Linked DNA regions of Mus musculus: region 2 is linked to region 1. Evidence: chromatin loops called from intact Hi-C (ENCODE). Cell type or tissue: left cerebral cortex. All regions are shown on one strand. Each heading gives the region's core, and the rest is flanking DNA. Links, peaks and the distances in the headings are about the cores only. Region 1 overlaps Pptc7 (PTC7 protein phosphatase homolog). Region 2 holds the start of Tctn1 (tectonic family member 1).

Region 1 (15,849 bases), core at 5,023-13,022:
AATAAATTAAAAAAAAAAAAAGGCAAGCAACCGTCCTCCTGCCGCTGGTGTAACCCCATGTTCTCCAGGAGGCTCTTGGGCTAGCTTCTCTCCAGATTGATGGATGCTCTGAGCTTAGAAATCTTCAAGTGTGTCTGCCCCTCTTTACAGAAGTAGTTGTATCCACCACATATTCCTGCCTTTTCTATTTAACATATTACAGATTTTCTCTCAATTCAGAGGGTTATTCTGTTTGCAGTATGCCAATTAGCTAGTTTCTTGAAGCGTTCCATGTCAGGGTGGGAGATACACAGCCCTTAACTGTGCTAGAGCCTCTCTGGGCGCTCATGTTCTCTGCGGGCGGCTAGCCTCCTGAGAGCCAGAAGGGGCGTAGTGGTGTGGGTGGGAGAGGCTGGGATCAGAGACTGCAGACTGGACAGGAACACTCCCTTGCACATAGTGGAGGTTAGACCTGCCTCAGGAGAGAGCCTTCCTCTTGATCCATGTGCCATGCGTGACTGGTCTCTTGGCCTGGACTCAGCTTTACTCAATGGCTTTTGTTGAGCCTTTGAAACATACAGATGATGCTGTCAGCTAGTTTTCTCAGGATTGACATTTTGGTATGACTTCATGTTGTGAGGCGGGGTTAATGCCCCAGCTGGAGCATGGAGGTCACAGGACACTGGTGGCAGTCAGTTCTCTCACTTGTGGGTGCTTAGGATGGGAGAACTCAAGTGAGCAGGCTTGCTGGTCTTCCCCTTGTCTGCTGACTCGCTCGCTAGCCCAGCTTCCTTAGTTGAGGCCATATTTAAAGCCTCCTGACATTGTAAAATGCAGGTAGCAGGGCCTTTGGCACATACCTGCAGGGCTTCCTTCACCTTGCTGTTCCTCCTCTGTCCTTGCCACAGCCCAGACGCTGCTGATAGCACATCTTTCGATGTCCAGTTAGGAGATATCATCCTGACAGCAACAGATGGGCTCTTTGACAACATGCCTGATTACATGATCCTCCAGGAGCTGAAAAAACTGAAGGTAAGGAGCCTGGAGGCCCTGGGAGCTGCCGCTCTGCCCAGTGCCCTGTCCCTATGTTGGTTTGGAAAAGACTGTTTTTTGAACTTCACAAAATGATGGGTATACTATCCCAGGCGATTACAATTGGGAACATTAGAGGAGAACTGGGGGAGCCCTTGGCTCAGCCTTCCTCATAGGGTGGTCCAGGGGAGTCGGAAGTTGCTTTGTTTCCTCGTATCTTATGCACCTGCTTATGCCTCTCTCCTTTTCCTGTCACCACACACCCTGCGGTTGCTGAGGCTGGGAGGTCAGAAGTGAGACCAGGCAGCAAGGAGTGTGGGTGTTGACTAGAGCTATCACTGAGGGAGAGTTTGGCCTCTACCACAAAAGGTGGCAGGACCAGAAGCTGGGCTTTCCAGATTCTCTTAGCCCAGAGAAAGTTCTGGCTGGCAGACCTGGCCTTCTTCTCTGGCACCTTGCCATTCTGGCTTGGGGTGTTTCTTCTACTGTCCAAGCAGTGCCTCCTTGCCTGTGAACTGGGAAGAAGAAAAAGTCTTCCCCTTCAGGGTGGCAGGGAAGAGTAACCAACACCATGGGGAGGAAGTCCTAGCACCGTGCCTGCCCTGTGGTGGTCGCTTGTACTGGGGCACTGTGTGCTGACAGCCGTCAGCAGGAAGCACTCGGCCCACCCTCCGGGGCTTCCAGTGCAGAGGAGAACGGCTGGGGAGGAGATAGATACACAATATAGGCTGCTGGCAAGTGAGCAGGGTTAGAAATAAAGGGGACTCCTATCTTAGATTGGCTAGGGAAGGCCCCTGTGAGGAGGCGGCCTAGACGCACAGACCTGTTGGCTTTTCATTTTCTTTATGAACTTTGCTTTTTAAAAATATTATGTGTATGAGTGTTGCCTATGGAGGCAAGAAGAGAGTGTTGGATCCCCTGGAACTGACGTGAACAGTCTTGTGGATGCTAGGAACCAAACCTGGGTCCTCTGCAAGGACACCAGTACTGTTGATCTCTGGAGCCATGCCTCCAGCTGTCCTAGCCCTCTGCTGGTTGAAAGATGTAGAACCTTTGATGGCAGGGCTGAGCAGAGGCTTGTCCTCCAGCGCCCATTTTATAGATGAGGAAGTGGAAGTAGCTAGGACAGGGCATGGTCAGAGAACGCACAGCAAAGCAAGAGTCTGCTATGGCATACAAAGCCTGCAGGCCAGTCTCAGCATAGCCAGCACCAGAGCACCTCTTACTTGAAAAAAGCTAATATGGCTAGCTAGGTGTTTTCCCAAACATGGGGACTTCTGAGGCACCATGAAAATGTGGCCCAAACCCACCTTTTCAGACCATCCCATTTTAGCAAGAATACCTCAAAAATTTCAAATGGAAGACCAAAAATGAAAATCTTAATTAAAAATGTGGAGCCATTTCAACCAAAGGTTCAGGCAGGGCCTTGATCTGACGGGCTTGGTCCCCGTAGTGCTGTCTCCATGTCTTTTCTCACTGGATAAACCTAAGTGCTGGGGGAGTGTTCAGGTGAGTGTGCTGCCTGCCGCAGACCATCTGGGTCCCTTTGTCTGCGTGGAGCGGGTCTCTGGGTGCAGATGGGCAAGGAGTTGGCGGGTGACAGACAGACCAACACGTGAGATTGTGTAGAATCTGAATGTATTTTGTCATGTTGAGCATCAAACTTTTTATACCGAAGAATAACAAGAAACCAGGCAAAATACGATCCACCAAGTTACAGTGATGAAATACAAAAGGAATGTATACATCAAAAGAAGGCGGGGACCAGGCTGCTGCCACTATGAAGGGAGCCAGGTGTAAAGCTAGTCTATTGTTAAGCCCACCACCAGGGGTTCTGCACTAGCAGGCCTTCTCATGAATACTGCAATACCACAATCCCCCTATTTCCTGGGTCTTTAGAAGAATTTACCAACTTGCTTCTAATATGAAGCTTGCTATACCTGGCTGTAGGGAAGATCTAAGTCTCAGTGGGATTCCCTAGCTCTATTATGGTATTCCCTTGTTTGGGTGAGATTTGTTATTGTCCTTAGTAAATACTTTGCAGACCAGCTCTGAGCTGCTGGCTCCGTTTTTTGTAATGCTTAGTTACTGAATAGGTAACTTCCTTACTGCATTCCTGCCGGATTCCAAGCTCAGTTGCTTCTGGGACCTTGGAACACTGGCGAAGGCTCTGGTTACGTCAGAATTCAATCTTAAAAGGCACTTAAAATAATATAATGCTAAAAGAGAGCGCAGGGATCCATACACCAGACTAACGTGGGAATAGGGTATGTATATGGGTTAATGAGAACGCCAAAGCTCCAGGAGGTGAGTTTCCGTGAAACTCTTTTCCTCAAGTGCTTCCAGGCTTCTCAGCCTGTCAAGCAGACTTTTACTGGAGTGTGCGTGGCAGCTGCCTACAGTGCTGCCTGCATCAAGTGTTCTTATGCAGAGCTCACATGAGGCACCGTGGTAAAAATAACTCCATCCTTCATTTTAGAATTCAAATTATGAGAGTATACAGCGGACTGCAAGAAGCATTGCTGAGCAAGCGCATGAGCTGGCCTATGACCCAAATTATATGTCACCTTTTGCACAGTTTGCATGTGACAATGGATTAAATGTGAGAGGTAAGCATTCTCTGGAAGGTTCTGAGTTCTGGGTGAAAATGTGTAGGTGTGTGTCCTCTTAGCAAGGTCGGAGGGTGGCGGCTCATTTTTCCTGAGCCGCCCTTCAGAACCGACCTTGACTGCCTGAGAGAGCATGGAACCTGAAGCCCTTTACTCCACAGTGCCCTGCTTACCCAGGGCCACATCCCCAGCAGCTAAGTTCTGCCTCCTGAGTGGCTGAGTCCAAACTGCTGCAGCAGTCTGCAGAGGGAAGTTGTACGACCCTGCCATTGGTCTACTTCCTGGTGTGACTGGGGGATCAGGCCCGTCCTGGCTGGATGACATTGGCATCAGAACTGTCTAGGGCTGCCCAGCGTTTGCTAGGGTAATATTATGACATGCTGAGCACATCTGGGCTGAGGAAATGTTAAAACAGAGGAAAGCACATGCCATAGCTTCTTGGCAGATTAGAATACAGGCTATTCTGAGTTTCCAAACACTGGACATGTTTGTCCAAATTAGGCCAGTGCGGTATGTGAGTGCTGGGCTGTAGCCGTCCTGCACTTACTCATGTGATGCTGTGGGCCGACCACAGCCACCGAGTAGGAAAGCGGCAGGGTGGGTTTAAGCTTCAGTTAAATCACAAGGTTGTAGACAACTCAAGTATGTGCTGACCCTCCTGCCTCGGCCCATCAAGTACAGAGCTTGTAGGTTGCACCGCCGTGGCCTGGCCTTGGTGCTGTATAACTGGGCCTTGTTTACTTTAGCTTTGGGAGATGGCATCGGGTAACACTGGCTCAGTTTAAACTCTCTGTAGCTGAGCGTGACGTTGAATTCCTGATCCTCCCCACACTGGAGCTTGCAGCTTTGACTCTCCAGTCTGGAGCATCAGCAGAGCAAACCCACAGAGCTCTTGTCTTCAGTGCTTACGTGAGCCACATCTCTGATTGACTTTTCCTTCAAGCACACTGATAAGTGTCATCTGTGTTTTAGGTGGAAAGCCAGATGACATCACCGTCCTCCTCTCAATAGTGGCTGAGTACACGGACTGATGGGCCACACTGGTGACTCCTGCCTTTCCCCTGTCTCCCGACTTCTCCCTGCCACATGTGCTGATCCTGCTGGCAGGACCACATTTCTTTGCCACTGATCTCAGTGGCCAATGATGGATGCTCTGGCCCATGTTTGAGACCCATCAAGATCCTTGTTGAGAACCACTGCTGTCACCCGCTAGCCCGTACCCACTGGTGACCCACTGAGAGAAAAAGCGAGGTGACCTCTCCCTTCTCCTGGAGGTTTTCAAAGTCTTTTACTTTTCAAAAGCAGTTGAAGTTTTGAAAAGAAGTAATGTTGGTAAAGTGAACTCAAAATGTCAGTGTGTTAAAGGGATGTTAACATTCAACAAGTAGTAAATAGCGGCACCTCGGCCAAAAAACACGCGGATCATCCCAGGAGAAGCCCTGTGTCCCCCAGGCGCAGGCTCTGCGAGGACTGCTGGGGCTTTGTGTTTTCTGTTTGCCAGGAGCCCACAGTCCTGCTCTATCCTGTGCTGGGTCATGACATCCCAACCCCAGCAGCGGACGGTTTTGGTCACAAATTGGAAGAAAATTTTTGTTCTATGGATGCAGATATTTTGTGCTTTTTAAAAGATGCTTAATTGTGCCCCTGTGACTGCAGCTGTGGCAGTCTGTTGATTTGTCCAGGTCACAGGCTAGAGGCCTGGCCCACAGGAGAGGGACAGGGGAAGGAGACTCCTTACCAAAATCTAGTAATGGAAATACCACGCAAAATTTCAGAACTCCTCAAAGCCTGGGAATCAAATGCTGTAGCTGAAGTCGTCCGTGCTGCCTGTAAGATGCCACGGGCCTTCCAGGGCTAGAGTGTGCAGCTGCAGCTTGGGATGGGGTTGGCTGTGGACAGCCTGCTCCTTCCCTCAGGAGCCTCCCACCCTTAGAGCATGCCCCACCTGCGCTGTGTCCTCAAGGTGATGGTGTGGTGGCTGCAGCTCCCAGAGCCCACAGGAAAGCTAGTGGTGACCTGACATTCACAGTGACCGCAGCTGAGTGTGGGGCCCTGAGTCCAGCTTAATGTTTACAGTTCCAATAGCCATTTGCAGTAGGTAACGTTCCTTCTCAGATTTCCCCATTACCTGCGAGCGCAAACTTATTTTTAAGGTTTATGTACAATTGACTGCTGTAAAGATATATATATATTTTTGGGTCCGTTCTTTTCCTTCATTAACTTGGTGGTAGAAAAGCCGTATATACTTAGAAACCCTTAAGTTAAAGCCGTGTTTCTGTGCAAGTCAGATGACGCTGGTGTGAAGATGGTGTGAGCAGCCGTGCAGCCCTTCCTCTGCAGGAGACACTGGCTCCCTGGTTACTGCATTGAACTTGTGTTTGAGGTTACCTCAACTTGTTTTTAAAAGGTTTTGTCTGTCTGTGCGTTTGTATATTTGAGTAGCTGTCTCTGTTTTATTTAAACTGTTTACCATGTACCATGTACATGTCAGTGCTCTCAGTGCATCATGCTTGTAACAGGCATTCATTCATGAGAATGAGTTACTCATTTGTAAGCTCTTCAGTAATTTATCTACTATTCCTAAATTGGCATAATGTTAGATTCCTATTTTGAATCACCTTTAATTACATGTCAGAATGCCTTAACTCCCCTAACCTGACAACACTGAGTTAGTTCTCTGGTATGGAGGGAGACTGGATAAGGAGATGTCGCACTCTGTTGATCCTGGGGCGTGAGGGGCACGTGGTGGGTATTTATTTTGCACAAACTCTTTGCAGTGTCTGTGTTTAAAACAGTAAGGTTGCATCCAGATGGGGTGTGTGACTCTAGGACTGAGGACTTCAGCTCTTCTGTGTGGTTTGTAATTAGTTCTTGGTCAGAGGTGTTGTAGCCTTACAATCTGGATATATTTTGCATTAATTTTCCAATGCCGACATTTAATTCCTGCTAAGAGCAGAGCTGGTCAAGTCACTGGCTTTTTTCTGCTCTCATTTAGCCCATCAACCAATGTTTGTAAAAGTAGATTGGTGTGTTTTATACAACTTACTTTTAGTCAACTCACTTTTCTGAGCAGTGATTGTAAGAAACAGACAGGCAGTATGGCTGTTCTAGTAAACTGAAAACCACGAGGCAGACGTCAGGATTCAGTGACAGTTCCTCAGGCCTGGCGTGTGGACTGGTGACATCGTATATTCCATTTGCTTCTCCCTGTCCTTTTTGTTACACACTTAATTTTATAACTGTCGAGAGGTCAGGCAGAGCAAACGCTGCTCACACTCACTGAGGCCAGGGGCTCCATCACACACCCCTCGCCAGGTCTGATCTGGAACCTGGTGTGCGCGTGAGTTGTATTTTAAATCAAGCAATGTAAGCACTCATATTTGTCTCACAGAGTGAACTTTTATAACAAAAGAGAAAATTTGGGTTTTAATTTACAAATGGCAAATTATTTATCCCTCTGGATGCACCAAAGACCAGTAAAGTTTATAGCTTTTCCATCTATATTTATAAAGCAATACTGTATTATAAAAAAATCACTATTTTTATCACATGCTTGAAATTTTTATTTTGTTCTGTTTTAAAAATGTGCACTCTAAACATATCAGAACCTTATTTCTTCCTATGAACTTAAGCTGCCTGCGCACAAAAAGTATAAAATTATCAAGTGGAGATGAAGTAGCTAGAGTCTTACAAACAGAGAGAAGTGAGGGGAACAAGTCATGTATCCCGAGTTATCTGTGTGCTTGGCTACTCACTCACAGAGAATTCATTCCAGGTATGTGTCTGGGTTGGGCTGGGTCTGGAGAGACTGGGTATAAGCTCCAAGGCAGGAGAGTGCCCTCCACCGCTGCCGCTGCCGCTGCCTTTGTTCTGGATAGAGTAGCCAGCAGATGGAAACAGGGCAGGAGTGGTTTGGAGGCGGCTGGCGGGATTGGCGAGATTGGCTGAAGCTGTGCGTGTCTGAGTAGGTTCATGGCTCTGTGTCACTGTACAGCAGCTCTCTTTGGCAAAGTTGTAACACTCACTTTCTTGGAAATTGTCACAGTTTTACATTTAAAAAAATTTGCAATAGCAAAAAAAAAAAAAAAAAAAAAAAGAAAAGAAAAACATAAAACAACATAATATGAAACAGAAGACATTTGGATTCTATTTCTTTCAAAAAAGTAAATTTATCACAAAATTGAACTTCTCAATAAAGCAGTGTCCATGTCAAAACATAACTGTTAGTAGGTAGTCTGTGGCAACGATGAGTAAATGACGAAGCAAGTCTGAGTCTGTGTGTACTGATGCGCTGCCTTTTCTGTTGAGACTATCATCGTGCGTCCTACCAGAGGCAATGACCCGAATCGATGTTGGAAATATAACTTATGCAGGAATAGTTCTGTAAATACATTTAAATAAACTGTAAAGATATTTAATAAATATAGTATTTATACTATTTGCCACTCCTTTGGTTTGAATGGACAGGAACTGAGACACCCACCCTCAGCTCCCAGATTCTTGGTCTGCCTGACAGTGAGCCAGCACCTCGGAGCTGTGTCTGTGGTGCTTTACTGTCTGAGCATGGACCGGAATGGCTAGTTATCAACAGCTACTTACCTTCCTCAGAAATTCACCAAAACCGACTGACAATTGAGTGTAAAATAGAGGGTTTTGTAGCTGGGGTGTTGTGCCTTCCAGACAGTACTGAGTGAAGAAGCTACCAAAAACACTGCTGGGGGGGAGGAGGTCGGTAGCAGAGCACTATGCTAGGATGTGCAAGGCCCCGGATTCCATCCCAGCACCACACACGCACACCTTGTGCTCCACTGGAAGTGCAAAGCTCTGGGTGCAGCTAGTGTCGTAGTGTCACTGTCTTGGGCAGACTGGTGCTGCAGCCAGGCTGCTGCTGATCTAGGTGCTTGGGAGCTGCATCAGTGTGTGAGCCCAGGCCTTGTCCTCGGCAGGGAGACCTACAGAGTAGCTCTGCAGCCATCTGTGCCCGGTAAGACTGTCTGAAATCCAGTTATCAGTGTAAACATGAGACTCCTAAATCTTCAGCCTACGACAGAGGACAAGGCTGAGATAGGTGGGCATTGCCAGCTTCCACTAAAAGCTTCTTGAAAGCCCATTTTCATTCACAGAGGAACATTTTCGGATGGAGTTGGGTTTTTATTAGATTCCCGTGGGTAGCTGTGACTCACTTAGCAGCTACAGAACCCAGTCCCTCTGGTTTCAGCTAGAACGCTGCTCTCACTTCTGAAGCCGCTGACGCACGTGGGCAGCACTGAGTCCTGCCGGGTTGATGCTTCCTTCCAGGTTGGTGCTTTTCCAAGGACTCAGCAAGCACACGTTCCTGAGCGGCTCCTTTTGTTGCCTGTAACCGACTGTACACAGGTTTGGTGAGAGCGTCCTACACCGTGAGCTGTTACGTAAGTGCATTTGGTGCCAGGTTTGCACGTAATCTACACGTAAGCAGCTAGACCTGAGAGGAGCAGTGGGCAGGCATTTGTCCCCCGCCACCTTACCTTGTTCCTCTCCAGGCTGAGCTCTGGCTGCTGTGTGCAGATGACTCACACCGACTTCACTGCATGCTTTCTGCCTCCCACTGCAGAGCGCACAGGAACCAGAGCAGCTGAGGGCTGGGAAATAAAATTGTATCATATATAAAATGACCACAAAATGAAAAGTTAACTGTTTCTTTATTCACAACCTTTTCTCTACTCTGAACAAAACCTGTCAGGCCATCACATACACTGGAATGCCTGCTGTCTGCAGTCGGGCACAGAAGCCCCACCTCGCCCCATGCTGAGGAAAGTCTGCTTTAGGGACCAGCACAGGACGTGTCAAGGCTGCAGCAGAGTAAACAGTGGCATCTAAGCCCTGATGGCTCATTCCTATGCTGCCAGCTCTGTCCCCCGAGTAGCACACGGATTTTAGTGACACTGATAGTCTGGGGCATCCTGGGACAGTCTGCTCCATTTCCACTTGGCCTTCAGGCAGCCAAGTGCCCAGCGCGGCTATCACTGAGCGTTAGCATGGGTGCTCAGCCACTCACGTCCTCCTCACTGTCGCTTGCTACTGCCAGGCTGTCCAAGGGGTGGCCGGCATACTCTTGCTGTTCACAAGATACAGCTCCAAAGAACATGCAGGAAAACTAGAAAGGAAAACAAAAGAGTGTCGCTTATTCTCAAGACAAAGCCTGCACACTGAAGGTTCCAGCTGGTGGTGCTTTTAAGAATGTGGCCATGTGTTGCCACTGTCTTTGATGGTGATGAATCCTGGACACCATTACCTGCTGAACACATCTAGGGCCAAAGCTCTTCTGCCATCACCAGCCCAAGACAGGACCTTTATAAATGGTAGTCTACTGTGACCTCTCCTGGAGCTACAAAAATGTCCACCAGGACTGGGAAAGGCGGTGGGTCTCTTTAATCAAAGGGGATCAATAGCTGGCTCCCCTGTCCCAATCCCATATCTGCCCTCAGAGGCTGAAGCTGACGACCCCCTAACCCAACCCGCTGCCTTGTTAAAGGGGAGCCTTAGTGTTGCTGATGCTCAGATGTCTCGTCCTCTGCCCTCTGCAGCTGCTGCCTCTGCTCTGACACAGGGAAGTAACTGTCTGTACTTATAGACTCTTCTCATCCTCCTCCTTACCTACCTTAAGCTTTTGACCTCAGCCCTTCCCAAGAATGAGTCCTGTGCCTGAAGCAGTCTCCTGTAGCAGAAGACATGCACTAGGTTGGAGAGATGTCTTCTGCAGCTTCTGATCCCTCACTGCAGTTAACCCCAGATTAGCTGCAGTGAGCAGGACAGTAGCCATCACCATGGACCGAACCCTAGAACACCCATCACATAGGTAGGTAGAGATGGGATCAGGTTGCAAAGCTGATGTTGCCAGTCAGGGAGGATACAAACTTGACTACCCGACTTGGGAGATAGAAGAAGGCAATTTATGAGCCTAAGAATGCAGGAAGGTGCCAGACTATGGCCATGGCAGTAACCTGAAAGAAGCAAGCAAAGTGGCACTCTGCTATCTAGCCCTGAGAGAGCCGTTGCACACACTGCCCTCTGCAGCTGGAGAGCACATGTGTGCTGTTCTTGCAGTGAAATCTGCAGTCACCTGTTAAAGGGCAGCAGCTGCCTTGAGCTCACCTGCAAGCAGTCTCTTGCTGCTTTAGGAGTCTGGCCTTGAGCAAGGTTAAGGTCCTGAGACTAGAGGTGACAGTGCAGCCTCTCATCCAGGTGTCTGGCCCTGAGTAGTAGCTCTCAGTAATTTTCATGGCATCTTCTGACGCTGCAGAATTCAGGCTAAAGTATTTTGGTATTGGCTGACTTTGCTTTGGGGTGAGTGTTATTTGCCACCTGCCTTGTTCCTGATGTCTACCTGGGCTTAACATCTGAGGCTGGCTAACAGCAAGTTACTAAAGTTTAGTTACAAGTAAATGTTCACAGTAGAAAAAGATAAGTCTGTAGAAAGCCATTGATAAAGTGGCAGAGAACAAAGAAGCCACTGAAGAGTCAAGCAGAGCAGGTCCAGAGACTGACACAAGTATATCATGTTATAACATGGCACGGGAGACACCAGAGCCCTGGCAAAGGCAGACTATAATTGTAAAGGCTTCTGGGGTAGCTGCAAAAATAAAGTTAGACCATAATTTACAGCGTGCATGAAGAGAGACTCCAGATGGCACAGCGAGTAAACATAGGAGGGAAAGGGTGGATTTCTTAACTAGTGTAGGAAGAGCTTTCTAATTAGCTCAAAAATCATTTGAAAATTAAAAAAATTTACTATGTAAAGGAAAAAGGCTTTGCATGGCCAAAAAGCCACCACCACCAACAAAAGAAATCCAATGTAAGGTGTAGTTGTGCACATCTTTGTATCCAGTGAGCGCACGAGGAGGGCCAGGGCTGAGGCCGCAGCTGGTGGGGTGCTGCTTGTTCTCCCATAAGACCCAGGTTTGCTTCCCAGGAGCTATGCCACTGCACTCGCAATCAGAAATGCAGATTAAAGCCACGATGAGGAAGACTGAAGACATGCTGCAGCAGTTACAAGCTCTTACCACCTGAGTTCAGTTGCCATCACCCAAGATGGATGGCTCACAACTGCCTCTTAACTCCAGCTCCAGGGGATCTGACTCCTGATTTCTAGGTACTACACACATGTGGCAGACACACATAAACACAAAATATTTTTAATCCCAAAACTAAGGAGCAGGTGCATCTGTGAGTTCGAGGCCAGCCTGGACTACATAGTGAGTTCTAGGAGAGCCAGGGCTATGTAGAAAGACCCTGCCTCAAAAGCAAACAACTGGAACTGGAGAGATGACTCTGCAGTTAAGAGCAAGGGCTGCTCTTGCAGGGGATCCAGGTGTGGCACCCAGCAGCCACATAGGGGCTTACATCCATTAGTAACTCCAGTTCAAGATCTAACCCTTGACCTTTGTGTGCACCAGGTGCACACGTGACACACATACGTATATGCAGGCAAACACACAGAAAATAAAAATATTTTAAAGGTAAACAAAATTTCTGAACTATAAACTTGGCACTGTTTTTTTTTTTTCCAGGTTTGGCACTACGAGCTGTCTGCAGACTTGGGAAGTTGTCAGTCCCTCTCACTGCTGCAGCAGGCACACACTGGCAGGACCTCAAAGAATACCTGCACACTTGGTTCAGTTATCGAACTTTTAGGAGGAATTTACCTTAAGGGTACAATTCTAATTATAGGAGATGCATGTGTGACCCAGTTTGTACTTGGAGCTTTTAACAGTTTTAAGACAAGGTTTGACAAAATACTTCTGTAGGCCTGCAACTTGATATATAGTCTAGACTGGCCTTGAACTCTTGAGATCCTCCCGCCTCTGCCTCCCGAGTGCTTGTGACACTTTTGAAATTGCAGAACTGCAGGAATACAGATAGTCACTTAGGGTGGTTAACTCAGGAAAGACAGTACAGCTGTTGTGTGGAAAGCATGCTTTCCAGCCTGTGGTGAGTGCAGAGAGCAGCAGGGAAGCAGGGTTTGTGTAAGGAAACTTGCAGCTGCTCATTTGCTAAAGAAAAAAATAATAAATGGAGGAAGTGCTTGGTGTGCAAACACAAGAACCTGAGTTTGGATCCCAGCACTGGGATAAAAATATGGGCAGTGTCTGTTACCCCAGGGCTGGGGGTGGAGACAGGCCAATCCCTGGAGCTCATTGGTCAGTCAATTTAACTGAAGGAATGAACTTCAGGTTCAATAAGACCTTGTCTCAAAAAGTAAAGATTGGGGCTGGCTCAGCGGTTAAGAGCACTGACTGCTCTTCCAGAGATCCTGAGTTCAAATCCCAGCAACCACATGGTGACTCACAACCATCCATAGTGAGATCTGACTCCCTCTTCTGGTGTGTCAGAAGACAGCTACAGTGTACTTAGATATAATAATAATAAAAATCTTAAAAAAAAAAAAAAAGTAAAGATGGCGGGAGGGCTGGTGAAGTTGCTCAGTAGGCAATGCCTGGATCACAGGCCCAGCGCAGGCATGGGCACACACAAATCTAGTGCTGTAAGTTGCTGATTCTTTTTTCTAAAGATGTGTATGTGTGTGTGTCCGTGTGTGCATGTGCAAATATATGTGCTCAGTCCTGCAGTTGCCTGAAGGGGCTAGAAGACAGTGCAGCATCCTCCGGAGTTGGAGTTGTAGGCAGTTGTGAGTGCCTGGAAGCAAAGCTCTAGTGCCTTGCAAGATTAAGCATATTTAACCCCTTAGCCATCTCTCCAGACCCCACAAACTTTTTTTTTTTTTTTTTTTTGGTTTTTCGAGACAGGGTTTCTCTGTATAGCCCTGGCTGTCCTGGAACTCACTTTGTAGATCAGGCTAGCCTCGAACTCAAAAATCCACCTGCCTCTGCCTCCCGAGTGCTGGGATTAAAGGCGTGTGCCACCACCGCCCGGCTCACAAACATTTTTAATTAAAGCAAAAAGGCACCCAGAATTGGCCCTGAGCTTCATGTGCCCGCATGTGTAGGTACAAGCACAGGTGTGCATATCACACAACACATACAATGCCATACATACACAATACCATTTTTTATAACTGATAAGGCCACTTGCTGTCAAGCGGATGCCCCAGATTCAATCCCAGGGACTCACAGAGTGGGCGGAGAGAATTGATTTCCGCCTTCTTCCCAGACCACTGCACTGTGAGCTGTGGCACGTGTACACACACACAAATTCTAAGTCTTTAATATAAACAGAAACTGAAATTAGAAGAGAATACAGATAAACACATGAATTATAGGAACAGCCAAGGGTTTTGTAGAAGGGACTCCAGCAGTTTAGGTAAGACCTGACTGCTGGTATTGTGTGAATAAAAACCCTCTGCACAGCAAAGTGAGCAAGACTCAATGAACAGACAACCTACAGATTGGGGTAGCCTACAGGTCTGTAGCAGACAGGACCAGTATCTATAATGTATGAACTCAAGGGGGCATACGATGAGTTTGGTGTACACACATACATATACTCAGGCACACTACACACACACACACACACACACACACACACACACACACCTAAAACAAAAAGAAACACCACAAATGCCAGCAAGGATGATTGTGGTGAGATAGGAAGAACTTTACACTGCTGGTAGGAATGTAAATTGACCCGGGCCCCATGGCATGAATCAGCACAGAGATCCCTCAGCCTAGGAATATCTGCTGAGCATGGCGGCACACTTGTAATTTACACTAGGGAGACAAGTCAGAAGGATCAGGACTTTAAGGCTGTCCTTGACTGCATAGTTCAAAGGCACTGTGGACTACTAGAGATGCTGTCTGAACACCAAAAAAGAGCCCGATGTAGTGGCATATGCCTGTAACCTGGGCTACATAAAACTCTCTCTAAAACAAACAAAAGCCCTAGAAATATCTATCACCATCTAAATGCCCTAGCTGTATCACTTCTGGCTATTTGTGACTGTGCAACTATAGGACTTTTAACAGACCCAAGAGATACCTGCACATCCATTCTTATTGCAGTATTTTACAGTAGCTACATTATCTGTCCATCAACGGGTAAGTGGATAAAGAAACTGGGATATCTATGCAATGGGATTTTATTTGGGGGGCTGGAGCGATGGCTTAGTGATTAAGAGCACCGAATGTCCTTCCAGAGGACAATTCCCAGCAAGCACATGCTCACGATCCTCTGTAACTCCAAGATCTGACACTCTCACACAGACATACATGAGGCAAAACACCAGTGCTTACGAAATAAGTACAACTTATTTTTAAAAAAGGAATTCTGTTTTGTCATAAAGGAAATGAAATGATGTTATCTGCTAGATAATGAATGTAAATGGACATCATCATAGTAAAATAAGCATGGCGTGTTTCACTTGTGGATCATACACACATAGACACATAACACAATACATATGACATATATATACAAGCGAGAAAGCAGAGGGTGGAAGAAAGAAGACTAGCAGGAGGGAGCAGAGAGGAGGGTGGAGGAAGAAAGGGGGAGAGGAGATGAATTTGCTCAAAGAATGTAAATATACTTGAAAGAAAGCCATCATGAAACAGGGTGGCCAGGCCAGGCCTCTAGCAAGGTGGATGCTGGAGCACTGGGCTGCCCTGGCCCACCTCAGCACAGCAATCCTACCTTCCTGAGGTGTGAAGGGCTCCGCTCTTCCTCCATGTCACTAACAACACTTTCAGGCACTTCGAAGATGTCATCCTGGCCGGCGCTGGCTCTCTTGGTTTCAGCTGCAGAGCTGCTGTCAGGAGAATCCTTGGGAAATAGTCTTTTGGGCGCTGCTCGAGAGATGCTCTCTGGGGTCTGACTGACTCTGCTTTTATCCTCCGGGGCACTGGACTGTATGGGGTGTGACCTGGGCATTTAAAGGGATGGGATGGAGTTGTTTACTGGGAAATAAATTTCCTGTAACTAAGAGACGAGTGTGAGATGGCGATGGGAGCTGTGAATTAAGAAGTCTATGAACAGAAGCACTTGTTGAGAGTGAAGATTAATACACACAGTCATTAGAAATGCCCAGAACAGGCCAGGCGTGGTGGCGCACACCTTTGATCCCAGCACTCGGGAGGCAGAAGCAGGCGGATTTCTGAGTTCAAGGCCAGCCTGGTCTATAGAGTGAGTTCCAGGACAGCCAGGGCTACACAGAAAAACCCTGTCTCAAAAAAAAAAAAAAAAAAAAAAAGAAAAAAAGAAAAACAAAAACAAACAAAAAGAAATGCCCAGAACAGAC
Region 2 (15,849 bases), core at 3,427-11,426, 58 kb before region 1:
GTTCTCCTCTTATGTAGGCCCTCAAGATTAAACTCAGGCTAGCAAGAAGCGCCTTTACCCACTGAGCCACCTTGCCCTCCTCTCTTCTGCTGCATAACTTGTGGGTAACCTTCATACAGGACAGCTCAGACCATCTTTTCAGGAAGGCCTTCCCTGGCCTAGCTGAGGCGACCTCATTCCCTGGTGTTCCTCAGGCCCTGGCTCACTCACTCATCTCCCTCAGCCAACAGGAAGCTCTTAAAAGTTGTATGGGTGTCCAGGCCGTGGTGGTGCAATGGTGCACACCTTTAATCCCAGCACTTGGGAGGCAGAGCTAAGTGGATCTCTGAGTTTGAGGCCAACCTGGTCTATATATAAGTTCTAGGACAACCAGGGCTATACAGTGAAACCCTGTCTTAAAAAAATATTCAATTTAATAAATGGCACTCAATTCAAAAGCCGCCATTCTCTCAGGGCTGTCAGGGCTCGCTTGCAGTTTCAAGACAAGCGGACTGATTTTCAGGGAAGGCTAAACACGCTCTGGTCTTGGAGGCCAGGAAGGGACCCCGCTAGCACCTGCTCTCCAGGCTATTTCACAATGCTGGAGGAAATTCAGTTGCCCCATTAGGCTGATAAAATGGTTTCTCCTGGGAAGAGTCCATTGTGTTTCCAAAAGGACTAAGCATGCTAGGTGGCTGTCCTGCATTTCAGTCAGCTCCATCTGCTGGTCCCATCCTGAGAGCTTAAACCTTTCTTAAAGGGCTGTTTTGTTTTGTGTTACAAAAACCTCTGACAAACAAGCCGAGATCACTCAGAGCTGATCACATCTTCGACTTGTACTTGCGTGAGAATTCCACCTCTGCCATTTCCCATGCACTGGGAACTGAGAAGCCTTGCTTCGCTTACATCCAAAGAGACGCACACAAAGCACCCTGACTAATTCAAGTCCCCAGAGAGAGCTGATTCGGGGGCTGGGGAGGCAGCCTAGTGGGGACAGGGGCAGGGGAGGCGGCCTAGCAGGAACAGGGGCTGGGGACGCAGCCTAGTGGGGAACGTACTTGCTTCTGAAGGGTGATTTTAAAGAAGCATGATATCCAGCATGGATTTCAAAAGCAAACCAAGCCCAGGCTCTGATGTGTATCTGCAACAGGGCACCGGGCAGGGGAGGAGACAAGAGGATGCTAGCCATCTGTCAACCGGGGATCGGGGGTAGGCTAGGGGGATGATTTCTACATTCAGTGAGAGACCCCATCTCAAAAATGAAGGTGGAAAGCAATAAATGAACAGACCCATGCTTTCCACAGGCCAACATGCATGCATGCAAAGACAAGCACACCCATGCATACATGCACACATACACTATCTATCTATCTATATATATACATACATACACACACACACACTGCCATGAGACTATTTCACAGGTACAAAGAGGTGACACATTATCTGTGCACAGCTCAAATATTAATTTCCAAACTTCATAACACTCTAGAGGCAACACACACGTGTCCCTCCATCACCCACACTGTTGAGCAGCTGCACGGGACAAGTGACTGCTTCTGACAACACAGGGTTTTGCCCACAGGGCTTCTGAGGAGTGTGGAACATGATTCCTGTCCCCACATTTTATCATCCTGGCCAAACGGCCATCAAACCTCCCTGTCGTATGCTTACGTGACAATGTCGTATGCTTACGTGACAACTGGGACTGAGCAGGCAGAGAAGATGCTGAAATCTGCAGGGCTGCAGTCAGGGTCGCAACAGCAGTTGACATCACACTGTGCCGGAAGCAGGTCGCAGACACACAGAGCAGCAACTACGAGACAGGTCAGTGAGGGTTCAGAGGGTGAGTGAGATGTTACTGCTCCCTGCCACCAAGGGATGCCAGAAATCAATGTCACAACGGTGTCTGGTTCCTACTGGGGGAAAAGTCGCTCATGGACACAAGTCACTTTGAGTACCCCACCCCAGTGTCTCCCTAAGGTGGCTGCAGGGGTCTACACGTCTCCTTCAGAGCAGATTCCAAGGAAGGACTGTTGGCAGCCTTGTCCCTTTCCTCACATGCAGCCGGTTGCTGAACTCAAAGTCGTAAGATCCTGACCAATAATCAAATGTTCCTAATTTGGCTTATGATGTCCTTTTGTAATTTAAAATTTTACAATATAAGGTAATGCATTTATGACAGGATACAACAACAACATGGAGGAAAGGCAGGGACATCCCCCCACCCCCACCCAGACAGCAACTCAGACCTCAGCCACCCTGACAGCCACTGTGACTGAGTCTTCAGGACTCGCATCGATCAGGCAGAGAACCTCCACGAGAGCAGAAGGGAGAGCTTCCTCGCAGAGTACTGAGCACGCGATAGACTGGCTCAGTTTACTACTGTCTTTACTACCCTGCTCATTCTATCTCTGTCAATGGAGAAAACCCTCTCAAAGAAACAACAGAGGGCTAAAGAGGCGGGGTGATCGCGATAGAGCACTGGCTGCTCCTGCAGAGGATCTAACTTCGGTGTCCACAACCCACAGGACCGCTCACAACCATCTCTAACTCTGGCTCCAGGGGATCTCATGCCCTCTTCTGGCCTCTGAAGGTACGGGGCACGTATATGGCATACAGATAGATAAGATAATCTCAAAAAAAACCACAACATACAACAACAAGAAACAATATATAGCACAAAGATAACAAACTGAATTCATGGCACAGACTACTGTGAGGAGAGAGGAAATAATGCATCCAGGGCTTTGGCAATTTTGGTTGTTTGCTCTTTGCTTCCTGAAGCAGAGGCTACTTTGGGTCACAGGTGCCTTCCACCATGGTTCCTGCCTTTCCCCAGCTAAGGTGTCACTGAATCTGTTTGTTTGTTTGTTTCTTGTTGTTTTTCTTTGAGACAGGAATTCTCTGTGTAGCCCTGACTGGAACTCACTTTGTAGATCAGGCTGGCCTCACACTCAGAGATTCCCCCACCCCTCCCCAGGATTAAAGAGTGTACCACCTGCACAACCTGGCTTGATTTTTTTTTAATTTATTTATTTATATGAGTTACACTGTAGCTGTCTTCAGACACACCAGAAGAGGGCACCAGATCTCATTACAGATGGCTATGAGCCACCCATGTAGATGCTGGGATTTGAACTCAGGACCTCTGGAAGCGCAGTCAGTGTTCTTAACCACTGAGCCATCTCTCCAGCCCCCTGGGCTGCATCTTAACTGTAATGTTTGGTTTCCTTTTGGGGAAGAGGGGCAATAATCTCAGGCTTCAAACAAAGAATTTTAGCCAAATGCTGACGGGATGTCATAGCATTCTTATTTGTATGAATGAATGGTTTCAAAATTTACAAAAAAAAAAAAACCAAAACAAAAAAACAAGCTCTAGAGATGGGAGGCAGGCTGGGAGGCCCACACCTGGGAATCTCAGCAACTGGGAGGCAGAGTCAGGAAGATGTCAGGTTACAGGCCAGTCTGGGTCACTTAGCAAACCTGTCAGGAACAAAGTTAGGAAAGAAGGCGAAGGCAGGAGACTGGAATGGTTCTAGAACAGGCTGGGGAGATGGCTCAGGAGTTAAAAGCACATACTGCTTGTATACAGGACCTAACTTCTGTTCCCAGGACCCAAGTCAGCCAGCTCTCAAACAAACTCCAGCTCCCCACTTCGGTTCTCCAAGGGCGCCAATATATATCCACCCCATCCTCACAAACATATACAAATATGCACACACAATTTAAAATACTTTTTTAAGATTTAGAAAAAATTCCCCCCGAAAGTGGTATAACGCTCTGGAAAGGCACGAAGGGAAAGGGGAGTTTTATTGATAAATGAAAAATGCTTTCTTAGTCCGAAAGACAAATTAGCTCCTCCTTGACTAGGTCCTCTCTAGCCATGGACAACTGCGCGTACTCACTAAAAGAACGCCATACTCCCTTCACTGGGATGGGTAAAAGGGAGAGAGCAATTAAGTCCACTACCTCATGTGTTTAAATTTACAACCACGAATTGTTGCCAAAGCTTCAAATTCCGAGCGGTAAGTAGATACGGATGAAACAGGTGTGTTTAATAACTCCATTTAGCTGGTAAAAAATGTCTAAAACGCACTTAATCACCCTGAAAATATCTGCTGGGCTCTCAGTAATCTAGACACAACTGGGATGCCCATGTCCGTGTGTCTGCGTGGAGAGGACGAAGATCCACTTAGCACTCTTTCTTCTACCAGTACTGCCTTCAACTCATTCTGTAGGTTTCTATCTAGTACCCCACTGCAGCCGTCTGCAATGATGCGGAAAAGGGAGTAACTGAGCCCCGCCCTCCGCATTTGTGTGCCAGAGATCCGATCTCCCCCTGAGGGTAACGACAGGGAGGCTGAGAAGGGGGTAACTTTGAGCTGGTGTACCCGCTCCAGGGGGGTCACCCCTTTGTACCCACCGTCCGTGACCGGGGTAGGCCTGGGGCCAGAGCGCTCCGGTGCCCTGGGAGTTCCCGGGGTCCTAGGCGACAGGGAGGGCTGCAGAGTGGTGGGGGTGGCCTTGGTGGAATTGAGATCCTCCTTCGTCACTGCTGGGGTGGCCGCAGCCGGGATGGCAATGACCTGGGTGCTCGAAGAGGTGTAGCAGTTTAGGAGCACCAGCAGGAGCGGCGGGAGACCCCGCGACCCCATGGCCTAGCAGAGTAGCCCGCGCCGGGGAGCTAGGCCCGTCTGTTGCCCGGGCAACAGTCACAGCCTAGCGCTAGGTATCACGGGAAAGGGCTCGCGAGGCCAAACTGGTCTGCGGAAGAAGGTGGGGCCTGAAGTCAGACCCGCGAATGGGGCGGGAGCTGGGCGAGGCTATAGGCGGGGCCTGGGCGGAATCGGAGAGGAGGGGCGGGGCCGGTGGGGGCGGGGTATGAGACAGCTCTTTCTAAGGAGCCCTCAGAAAATCGGAAGATGTAAACTTCTGTTGTGACACTTTGGGTGCTGCGTGGTTGTTTTTTTTTTTTTTTTTAAAAATGTAGATTCCCAGCTATAGCCTCACAGAATTCGGAGTCAGTCAAGACTAGGGCAGAGCCTAGAAGAGAGTATTTCTAATAAAAGACCCGCAGCGCATGTTTAGAAGTGACTTGGTTCCTTTAAGTTACATTGAATTTCTTACCCCATGTAACACTTTCTTTACTTTCTTTGCCTTTGGATACATCGCAGGAGGTCGCCAGAGCACTTCTGTCCACGGATTTATTTATGATAAGAGAAACAAAAGAATTCTTAACTTTTTGGTTCTTTTAGACGGGATCTCTCTGTGCCTGACTAATCTCGAACCCAAGGCAGCCCTATGTCAGTGCCTCATGCCAGGCATGCACCACCGCATCCAACCTCCATATCTGCCTTTATGATTATATCATTTGGAATGTTCTTCTCATCGTGTGTGTGTGTGTGTGTGTGTGTGTGTGTGTGTGTGTGTGTGTGTGTTTACTGGTAGGGGGAGGATGGGGGAGGAATTTGAGACAGGGTTTCTCTCTGTAGACCTGACTGTCCCAGAATGCACTCTGTGGACCAGTCTGGCCTCGAACTCGGAGAACCACCTGCCTCTGTCTCTCAGGTATTTTTTAAGGGTTAGTTATGTTTTGTTTTGTTTTGTTTTTTGTATATGGTGTTGTGTCTGTATGTATGTACACCAGCAGAGGGCATCAGATCCCATGAGACAGTCATAGACATGACATGAGCCACCAAGTGGTTGCTGGGAATTGAACTCAGGACCTCTGGAAGAGCAGCCCAAGCTCTTAACCGCTGAGCCATCTCTCCAGCCCTTCCTTAAGTCTTACAGCCCTGTGCTTCAAATCATTCTGTGAAAAGTTCTCAAAATCCTTTTATCCAGTCTCAAGCCTCAATGTAATTTTCTGACATTTGACTTCAAGGTGTAGACTGTTATCTGCTCATACATTTCGAAAGCCTTAGGGGACAGTGGGGACTCATTTGTTAGTTTCTTTCTTTCTTTCTTTCCATCATAATTCACTGAGTCCATCTAGGGGCTAGAGAGATGACTCAGCCATTAGGAGCCCTTGCTGCTTGGAGAAGACCAGGGTTTAGTTCTCAGCACCAGCATGGTGGCTTCTCACCTGTGTTACTCCAGCTCTAAAGGATATAAACCGGTCCTCTGGTCCCTGGGGGCACCTGCATGAGTGTGTGCACCCAAATAAAAGCACACATCTAAATGTGACGCTTCCATTATTCAAAACTGAATATATGAATATAAGCAATATAGTAGTCACCTATGCTGGAGTTTCTTCCCAGTCAACATTTTTGTTGGCAACAAGTAACAAGTTTACTGGGTGTAGAATTTGGTTTGGTTTTAGTTTTCAGTGGTTTTTAAAGATTGATTTATTATTATATGTAAGTACACTGTAGCTGTCTTCAGATGCTCCAGTAGAGGGCATCAGATCTCATTATGGGTGGTTGTGAGCCACCATGTGGTTGGTGGGATTTGAACACAGGACTTTTGGAAGAGCAGTCAGTGCTCCTACTGGCTGAGCCATCTCGCCAGCCCCTCAGTGGTTTTTAATGAAAGCCGTTCTAACAGGTATACTAGACTTTAAGTAGACCTGTATTTGCATTTCTCTTGGATACCCTTCCTAGAAGTACATTCTATGGTCTTGTGTGTAAGTTTATAAGAAACCGCCCAACCTTTCTCCAGAGCCACTCCCCAGTGTTCTTTCCCCACCAATAGAGTCTGACAACTCCAGTTTTGGATGCTCTTGAAACACTGGGAGGTTAGGCATGATCAACTCCACTTCCATTTTTGTTTGTGGCTAACTTGACAGGCTTGCGGTGGTGTCTCCTTGTCAGGTAAATTTGTTTGTTTGTTTGTTTGTTTGTTTGTTTCAAGTCAGGGTGTCTCCTGTAGCCCAAGCTGGCTTCAAACTCACTATGTAAATAAGAATGACTTTGAACTTCCGGTCTTCCCTCTCCTTCCTCCCAAGTGGGTGGGATGCAGGGTGCCTATCGCTGTACCCAGTACAGATGACCCTGGAGATCCAACCTAGCGCCTCATGCATCCGAGACAAGCACCATACCAACGGCACCATACCAAGGCACCATACCAAGGCAGGTTCCAGCCTTGGTTTTTTGTTGTTGTTGTTGGTTTTTTTTAGACAAAGTCTTACTGTGTATCCTCTGCCCCTTCCTGGCCAGCCTCCCCTAGTGTCAGAACTGCAGGTGTGTGCACCTTCAACCTAAATTGGCTCTTAATATCCCATCAACTGACGTGCGCTGACCCACTGACTTTGCAGTTACCAAAGCACACAGTCTGAGGCCAGGTGTAGTAGATACTTGAAACACTCAGCAGGGAAACAGCCCCAAGTTCAAGGCCACCCTGAGCTACATAGAAAGATCTTGTCTGAGAGAAAAACAGCAGGAAGGAAGGGAATGTGATTCTAGTACTCCGGAGATGATGGCGGGCAGGAAGATCAGGGGTTCAAAGTCAGCTTCAGCTGCCTAGCAAGGTTAAAGGTCTACATGGGATGGAAATCGGGCTTCAAAATGGAATTAAGCTACCCTTACCCCCCCACACACACCCCTTTGAGATCTGTTGCTCTTGCCTTCCCGACATCTGTTTGGAGTTCTGTGATGTAAACATGTTTTCACTGTTGTTTGGGGGACCTGCAGGAAGTTCCTCTTTCGGTCACCTCTTCTTGAAGCTCCATGGGGCCTCTTCAGTCGGCACTGCTGCTGCAGCCCGTGTTACAACACATGCACATTACCTATAACCCCAAGTTTACTGGAAAGAATAAACAGAGCTGGGAAGTGGTGGCGCACGCCTTTAAGCCCAGCACTTGGGAGGCAGAGGCAGGTGGATTTCTGAGTTCCAGGTCAGCCTGGTCTACAAAGTGAGTTCCAGGACAGCCAGGGCTACACAGAGAAACCCTGTCTCAGAAAAACAAAAACAAAATAAAAACAAAAGAATAGATAGAATTAAATGTAAAATAGAGGCTGGAGAGATGACTCAGAGGTTAAGAAGGCTTACTGCCCTTGTAGAAGACCTGAATTTGTTTCCTATAACCTACTCCAGGTGACTCACAACTGTCTGTAAGTCTAGATCTGGGTAACTGGACTTCCTCTTTTGGTACCTGCATTCACATGTGCATATGCACACACACATACACACACGTATACATAATCAATCCTTAAAATAAATCATAAAATGCATTACTAAGCCAGGCAGTGGTGGCACATGCCTTTAATCCAAGCGCTTGGGAGCCCACAGGGAGTGACACTCTTAGGGGGTGTGGTCTTTTTTTGAGGAAGTGTGGCCTTGTTGTTGATGGAAAGGACAGGTGCCGGCTGATTAGAGTCTGTGTAAAACTAGAGAAAAATGTAATATTGCCTTTGAATGTAGTTGACAGGTTACCACAGTTTGCTGTTCTGAACCTTACACTTCCACCTTCGACCTGAAGGTGGCAGCGTTTGTCATTAAAATTAGTCACCTCCAAGGGGAAGAGAAACATTTTTTTTTTCATTAGCTCCTGTTTATTTAGCAAATGTTAACTGAGCACCTAATAGGAGAACCAGTGAGATCGAATCAAAGCAAAAACAAAACAAAACAAAACAAAACACTTAATGGTCAGGGAAATGACCCAGTGGGTCAAAGTGCTTCTCGCCAGGCCTGACAACCAGAGAGTTCTGGCCCTAGGACCCACAAGTTGGAAATCAAGAATGGAATCCCACAAGTTGTTCTCTGACCGCCACATACTTGCCTCCCCCTGCCCCCAGTATAGAAGAAATAAAGAGTTTTAAAGACACTTAGAACTTACCATGGAGCCAGGCATGGTGGCACATGCCTTTAATCTCAGCACTTGGAAGGCAGAGGCAGGCAGGTTTCTAAGTTCGAGACCAGCCTGGTCTACAGAGTGAGTTCCAGGACAGCCAGGGCTATACAGAGAGACCCTGCCTCAAAAAACAAACAAACAAACAAACAAACAAGAAACTTACCATGGACAAGGGCTCTAGAGTCTTCTTTCAGGGAAGATGAAGGGTCACCCAGAAAATTATTCAGTTGAGCAATGTTAGTTCAAGTCAGAGCCTTAACTGGTGTTCTTCCTCAAAACTAAAATGCTCCCCCCCTCCCGCATACAATAAACATTATCTGCAAAGGACATTATTTACTATGACTTTTGCCGGGTTTTTGGGGTTTTGTTTTGTTTTTAGGAGACACGGTCTCTTGCCATAGCCCTGGATTAGATGTCTGGGAACTTACTATGTAGACTAGGCTGGCCTCAGACTCCCAGAGCTTCGTCTGCCTCTGCCTCTGGAGAACTGGGATCGAAGGTCTTCGCCACCACACCTGGCAGGCTTCACCACATTAGCTGTTTGGGCTTTGGCAAGTTGAATCCCTTTCTGAGGTGCGTTTGTGTGAGTCATGTATGACATTCTGGCTTCTCACTCTCCTGTTGTCCCTGGTAATTAACTGACAAAGAACGGGACTGGGGAGGTGAAGGAAAGGGCAGGATTTGAGAATTGCTTTCCAGTGCCATTGACTTAGATGTGAAGGACAATCTCTGGGTCGTGCAAACAGAGGCAAGGACCAAAAAGAAAACCACGTGACATCTCCCCGACGTCCATCACTCCACACCTCAAATAGGCCAAATTCTTTCTGTGACCCCCAGATGACCTATAGAAGAAGTTTCCTCATCTTGCCCAACCTCAACAAGGTTTGCTTCCTCGTTTTTGCACTGAACTTTTGGCCCCCTCACACCCACCCACACCCACACCCACACCCTACTTGGAGACAGGCTTTTCCCTGTGTGTCCTCTGAGACTGTAAGCAGGGATTCATGAATAAACATGCACTCACCCTACGCAGGGAAGGAACCAGTGACAGACTGAACTTCCCATCACCCTAGGTTGGAAGGCCACAAGTGACAGACAGAAGTCCAACTTGGTGAACCAATGAGTTTTATTGCAGTTAATTATAGGAATATGGATGAGGGATTACGTACAGAAGCAGAAATGACTCAAAGACAGCACACACACATATATACACACACACCATTTTTAAATATCCTACTGTTATACCTTCTACTTAACATCCTGTGTTTTAAGGCATTTCCCTCCAAAATAGAAGGTTTTAATCTCCAAAAAAAAACTGCGACAGGACACTAGATAGTCCAGGCCAGCCTCAAACTCACAGCAATCCTCCTGCCTCAGTCTCCTCAGTGTTGTGGTTTGAGGTATGAGCCAACACGCCCAGTTTCCTCCAGGACATTGAAAAGTTCTCAATTTCTGTGTGTGTGCGCGCTTGAGAGTGCATGTGTACACATGTGCATGTTCATGTGCATGGGTTCCATCTTGTTATTTGAGACAGGGTTGGGTCTCTCACTGACCTAGTGCTTGCAGAGCAGGCGAGGCTGGCAGGTTAGTGAGGCCCAGGAGTCTGCCTATCTCAGGAATTACAACACAACGTGCCACCACATCTGGGTATCTAGCTTTGATTATGTAGGTTCTGAGACTCGAACTCTGGTCCTTATGCTATATAGCCTTCTCCTCAGTTCCCATTCTCCATGTGACACAGAAGTCTTGGTTCTCCCCCGTGCCGCTGGAGCTAGCCTCTATACTGTGGGCGTCTCTCTGTGGACACCCCGGGAGTGAATGTCTCTTCCTAGTTATTGGATACAAGGATTTTCTTTTCCAAGTTGTCTTGTGGGTATTTAGATTTTTGTTGTTGGTGGTTTTTATTAATGTGTAGTTAGTTGTGTATTCTAGATGTGAGTTCCTTCTTTGTGCACATGTGCCTGATCCCTGGAGTTGGAGTTATTAATATAAGTGCTGGGAACTGAGCTGGGGTCTTCTGAAAAAGCCAGCGAGATCCCTTAGCCCCGGACCCATCTCTTCCCTTAGTCCCTAGATAGGAACTCTTTCTTGACTTCCTGCTTTATGAACATTTTTCTCTTCCAGCATTCAGAAGGCTGAGATGAGGATTGCTGTGAGTTTGAGGCTAGCCAGGGCTACATAGTGAGGTCCAGGCCAGTTTGAGATACAGAGTGAGATCCTGTCTCCAAAACCAACCAAACCACAAAGCAAAAAAACCCAAAGGGACCAGAGAGATGACTCAGTGGTTAAGAGCATTTTGTTCATCACAGAGAGGACCCAGGTTCAGTTCTCAGCACCCACGTGGCTGTTCATAACCATCTGTGACTCCAGTTCCTGGGGATCATGTAGATCTTATGCCTTCTGATCTATTTGGGTACCGGGCCCACACTTGGCACACATGCACGCAGGCAAACTCTTGTATTTGTAGAAATAAAATAAATCCAAAATATTTGGGTTTTTGTTCTTAAGATTTACACATTTTATATATGAGAGTTCGTTGTCATTGATGTCAGACACACCAGTAGGGGGCATGAGATCCCATTACTGGTTGTGAGCCACCATGTGGTTGCTGGGAGTTGAACTCCAGATCTGTGGAAGAGCAGTCAGTGCTCTTAATCACTGAGCTATCTCTACAACCCCTAAAACAGCTGTTTTTAAAGGCCCAACAAAAGAGAAACAAGAAATGTCTCTCAAACCATGGCTTTTCTTCCTTCCTTCTACCCTTTCTTTCTCCTTTTCTCTTTTACAGTGGAGTGGGGGCAAGGTAGGTAACAGGGGTTGAAACAAGGGCCTTATATATGTTAGATAAGTGTGTGCTACCACTGAGCCACATTCCCAGCTCTGAGGTTTGATCTTTAAAACAAACAATTAGGGCTGGTGGGATGGCTCCATGGGTAAAGAAAGGTGCTTGCTTTCAAGATTGCTGACTTGATGGCAATCCCTGGGACCCATATATAGAATGAGCCACACAGTGGTGGCGCACGCCTTTAATCCCAGCACTCGGGAGGCAGAGGCAGGCGGATCTATGAGTTCAAGGCCAGCCTGGTCTACAGAGTGAGCTCCAGGACACAAAGAAACCGTTTCCAAAAACAAAGCAAACCAACCAACCAAAGATGGAACGAGAGAATCCACTCCAAGTTCTCCTCTGACATCATAAGCATGACATCACAGACGCATGTGCTAAATAAACACTCCAAGTTCTCCTCTGACATCATAAGCATGACATCACATACGCATGTGCTAAACAAACAAACAAACAAATGTAATTTTAAGAAAAGGTTTATGCTGGATGTAGTAGCACAGACCTTTTACTAGAGAGGCAGAGGCAGAGGCAGGCAGATCTCTGTAAGCCTGAGGCAAGGGCAGTCTGTATGGAGAATTCAATGCCAGCCAGCACTATATAATGAAACCTGGACACAAAAAACCAATTGTGGGCCAGCAAGATTGCTCAGTAGGGTGACACTTGACTGATGGCCTGAATCCAATTCCTAAAACCCACATGGAGGATGGAGAAAATGAACACACACACAAACTCCCATGTGAATGCATATGTGCACACCCTCTGGGTGTGTGAATGTGCTAAACAATAAATAATGGGGTTTTTGTTTGTTTGTTTGTTTGTTTGTTTTTGAAGACAGGGTTTCTCTGTGTAGCCCTGGCTGTCCTGGAACTCACTTTGTAGACCAGGCTGGCCTCAAACTCAGAAATCCACCTGCCTCTGCCTCCTGAGTGCTGGGATTAATGGTGTGCGCCACCACTCCTGGCTAAATAATGTTTTTAATAAAAGAGCATTTGAGATGGCTGACTGGGAAGAGCTTGGTGGACAAGCTCCACAATGGGAATTAGATCCCTGGGATCCTCATAGAGGTGGAAAGAACCAACCCCACATGTGTCCCCACACTTGCACCTCACAGTGTACCCCCACAGTGCACCTCCACATGGGCACTCACACACATGCACCCCACAATGCACCCCCACACATGCATTATACACACTCACAATCATAGATACAAATTTTAAAGGATTAAAAATTTCCTGCCTGGAATGTATTCTCTTTTTCCTTTGTCTCTTCATTTTGTGAAATGTGTATAAGAAGTCAAGGAGCAAACTAACTTGATTTTGTTTTGATGTAAAGTCTCTCTACTGTAGCTTAGACTACCTTGAATTATTATTATTATTTTTATTGTGTTTTTTTTTTTCGAGACAGGGTTTCTCTGTGTAGCCTTGGCTGTCCTGGAACTCACTCTGTAGACCAGGCTGGCCTCGTACGTGCATGTGTGTGTGGGTGTGTGTTCGCACGCATGTGCCATAGTGCAGATACGGAGACCAGAGGACAACTTGCAGGTCCCAGGATTAAACCCAGGTCATCAGGTTTATCAGGAAGTGCATTTGGATGCTGAGCCGTTTCTTAGCTCTGGTCTTGAACTTTTGATCTTCATTACTTCAGCCTCCAGAGAGTAGAATTACAGGCATGAGCCACACAAACCCAGCTTCCAGTTTAGATCTTCCCAAAGAGATGACTAACCTCCCTGAATCACTGGAAAAAAAAAAGAGTAATAATATTTTCTTCCCACTGACTTAATTAAATGGTTACCTCAGCTTTTCTTGGGTTCCTTAAACTTGTGGGTTGTTCTTTTCTCTTAAAACCTCTCGGAGCACCTTGCAAAGCTTCCCCCCTCCCTCTCACACCTGCCGAGGCTGTCTCCCAAGATTTCAGTTCAAGCCTGAACATCTGCTTCTCCAGCCTGGGTGGCTGCTCTCTCAGCTTCTGGCTTCTTTCTGGCAGGTGACAGGGACAGTTTTATTTATTTATTTATTTATTTTGTCTGTCCCCAGAGCATATCATGTCCTCCCAGACATCTGGAGCAAACCTGTCTCCACCAGCCTGAGGCTCTAGTGCTCAGCCTCTCCCACTTCTCTCTCAGCTCACCTTTGGGATTTCATCTTCTGCTTCATGGCAAAAGTCAAGGAAACACTCACTACTTTCACTAGTCTATTTTGGGAGCAGGGGTTTCAGACAGGATTTTTTCTGTGTAGCTTTAACTGTCTTGGAACTTGCTCCGTAGTCCAGGCTGGTCTTGAACTCAGAAATCTGCCCGCCTCTGCCTCCAGAGTGCCGAGATTAAAGACTTTCGATACCAGCTGCTCATCTGACCCTTTTCATTTCTTAAATCTCAAGTTTTTAATTAATTCGTTTATGTTTAGGCAGAAAGGGCTGGAGTAGTACACGGATAGCATTTGCATAGCTTTCAGGAGGCCATGAGTTCAATCCCCAGCATCATCCAAAAAGGATGGGGGGTGGGGGCTGCGGAGACGGGTAGGGCGGGTGAGATAGCTCAGTAAATAAGACTGGGGCCAAGCCTGATAACCTGAGTTTGACCCCTGGGATCCGCAAAGTAAGAATTAAACTGGCAGAGGTAAATAAATGCAGATCTGCCTTAATAGCAAGAGCAGACCTTTTATTGGTCAGAGAAGGGAGCACCTAGACCCACCCAGGAGACCCACTGTACAACCTGAGGACAGTTTTCATAGTTTAGAGTAGGAAGAGGAGGTGGGAATGAATGGTTTCTTCAATCCAAAAATTTAGGTCCTTAGGTAGTTACCAGTTAAAACCTAGCAGAACAATTTTAGCTATCTCAAACCACCCAGTCCCAGAATCCTAACTCACAGTTAAATTACCTTTAAACCCCAGACCTGGATTGTATTTTTTTTTAAAGATTTATTTTATTAATATATGTAAGTACACTGTAGCTGTCTTCAGACACTCCAGAAGAGGGAGTCAGATCTTGTTGTGGATGGTTGTGAGCCACCATGTGGTTGCTGGGATTTGAACTCTGGACCTTCGGAAGAGCAGTCGGGCGCTCTTACCCACTGAGCCATCCCACCAACCCCCCTGGATTGTATTTTTAAAAAAACAAAAAAACAACAACTGACCTTTACGTGTTATTTTAGGCTCCCAAAGTCGGCCTCTGGAAGCTCTCCAAAAAGAGAAACATCAGTGAACACGAGGGGTTTTGTGGAGTGGCAGTACTGCTAACATTGACGTCCAAATCAGGACACTAGAAATCTAAGCACTAACATTGATGTTCAAATTTCAAAGGAGACCCAGCTTGGTCAGAAACAACCTCTCGGGATCAAACTGATTTTGCCAGACCTGGGCTGGGTTACTACAGGGACCAGGAATCCACAGGTGTCCACGTAACGCACGTGTCTGAAGGTCAGGACAGATCGAGGTCAAAAAGGTGGAAGAGACAGGCTACACACCCAGCATCTTTTCCAAGCCCTCCAATCAGGAGCTTGCTGTATCTGGAGCAGAGACTGAAGCAGGAAGTCAGAAATTTCCTTCAGTGGGGCCCTGAGAGGCACCTGTTCCCACTTCTCTATGCAAATGAGCAGAGAAGCTCCTCCCACACAGCCGCCTTTGTGGTAGGAACTTTGTTCTTGACACTGTTAGGGTAGCCATGGAAGCTGGTCACGTGTTGTGTCTGTCGGGCCGCTTTGTTTTGCAAGTCAAAGCCTGAGGCTTAAGTCCAAGGGGGAACTCAGCAAAATGTGATTGATCCTCTCTTGAGGCCCGCAGGATTTTAGAAGGGGCTTCAATGAATGTCACAGTTGGTTCTAATCAAGTAGCCAAGATGGCAGCCCTCGGAGACCCAAGCCTGCATCCCACCTGCTCTAGGGCGCTGGTTGGGCATTGACTCTTCTTAACTCTCTACACGATCTCAAAATCGCTTTCATCGGTTTGACACTAGTTAGGTCCTTCCTCTTTAAGCCAATGACTGTGACCAAGAGACTAGGATGCTGATTGGCCACAGATGGGTCATGTCTCCACTTTGCGCGTGAGTTGACTTATTTCTGAGTGTGTGTGTGCGCGCACGGGTTCTAGTGCACGTGCACATACATAGGTATGTGTACAGAAGCCAGACGTTAACATCAGGTATCTTCCTCGATTGATCCCTACCTTAATTTTCCGATGGTATCTCACACCGAACCCGGAGCTCACAAGTAAGCACCAGGGGGTCCTCTTGCTTCTACCT

Evidence for each region. Hi-C counts contacts between places; a loop is a spot of excess contacts. Peaks named below come from ENCODE experiments on the same cell type or tissue, not always from the same donor. Only the 100,000 strongest peaks of a DNase experiment are listed, where the experiment ranks them.
Region 2: a loop joins it to region 1, with 2.4 times the contacts of the local background. A loop is called at or near these places in 12 of 42 quality-filtered maps.

The regions. Positions count from the first base shown.
Region 1 is chr5:122,316,224-122,332,072 of GRCm38, forward strand. It overlaps Pptc7 (PTC7 protein phosphatase homolog), which reads left to right. Exons shown (of 6, transcript NM_177242.4): 4 at 888-1,011; 5 at 3,491-3,620; 6 at 4,593-8,058. The coding sequence ends at 4,651. Rad9b (RAD9 checkpoint clamp component B) reads right to left here. Exons shown (of 13, transcript NM_001382853.1): 10 at 15,246-15,474; 11 at 9,658-9,756; 12 at 9,128-9,241; 13 at 7,000-8,001. The coding sequence ends at 9,173. Among named protein-coding and RNA genes, the nearest start is that of Rad9b, 30 kb to the right of the region's middle. In left cerebral cortex, for the core only: a CTCF peak has its summit at 8,881; DNase peaks (open chromatin) are centred at 8,904, 9,635 and 11,255; H3K27ac peaks cover 2,027 bases.
Region 2 is chr5:122,259,733-122,275,581 of GRCm38, forward strand. It overlaps Tctn1 (tectonic family member 1), which reads right to left and starts at 4,728. Exons shown (of 14, transcript NM_001039153.3): 1 at 4,406-4,728; 2 at 1,675-1,795. The coding sequence starts at 4,637. It overlaps 1700112N08Rik (a long non-coding RNA gene), which reads left to right and starts at 15,591. Exons shown (of 4, transcript XR_878753.1): 1 at 15,591-15,817. In left cerebral cortex, for the core only: CTCF peaks have their summits at 5,641 (motif pointing right), 6,366 (motif pointing right), 8,387 (motif pointing right) and 11,336 (motif pointing right); DNase peaks (open chromatin) are centred at 4,269, 4,741 and 8,395; H3K4me3 peaks cover 1,324 bases; H3K27ac peaks cover 657 bases.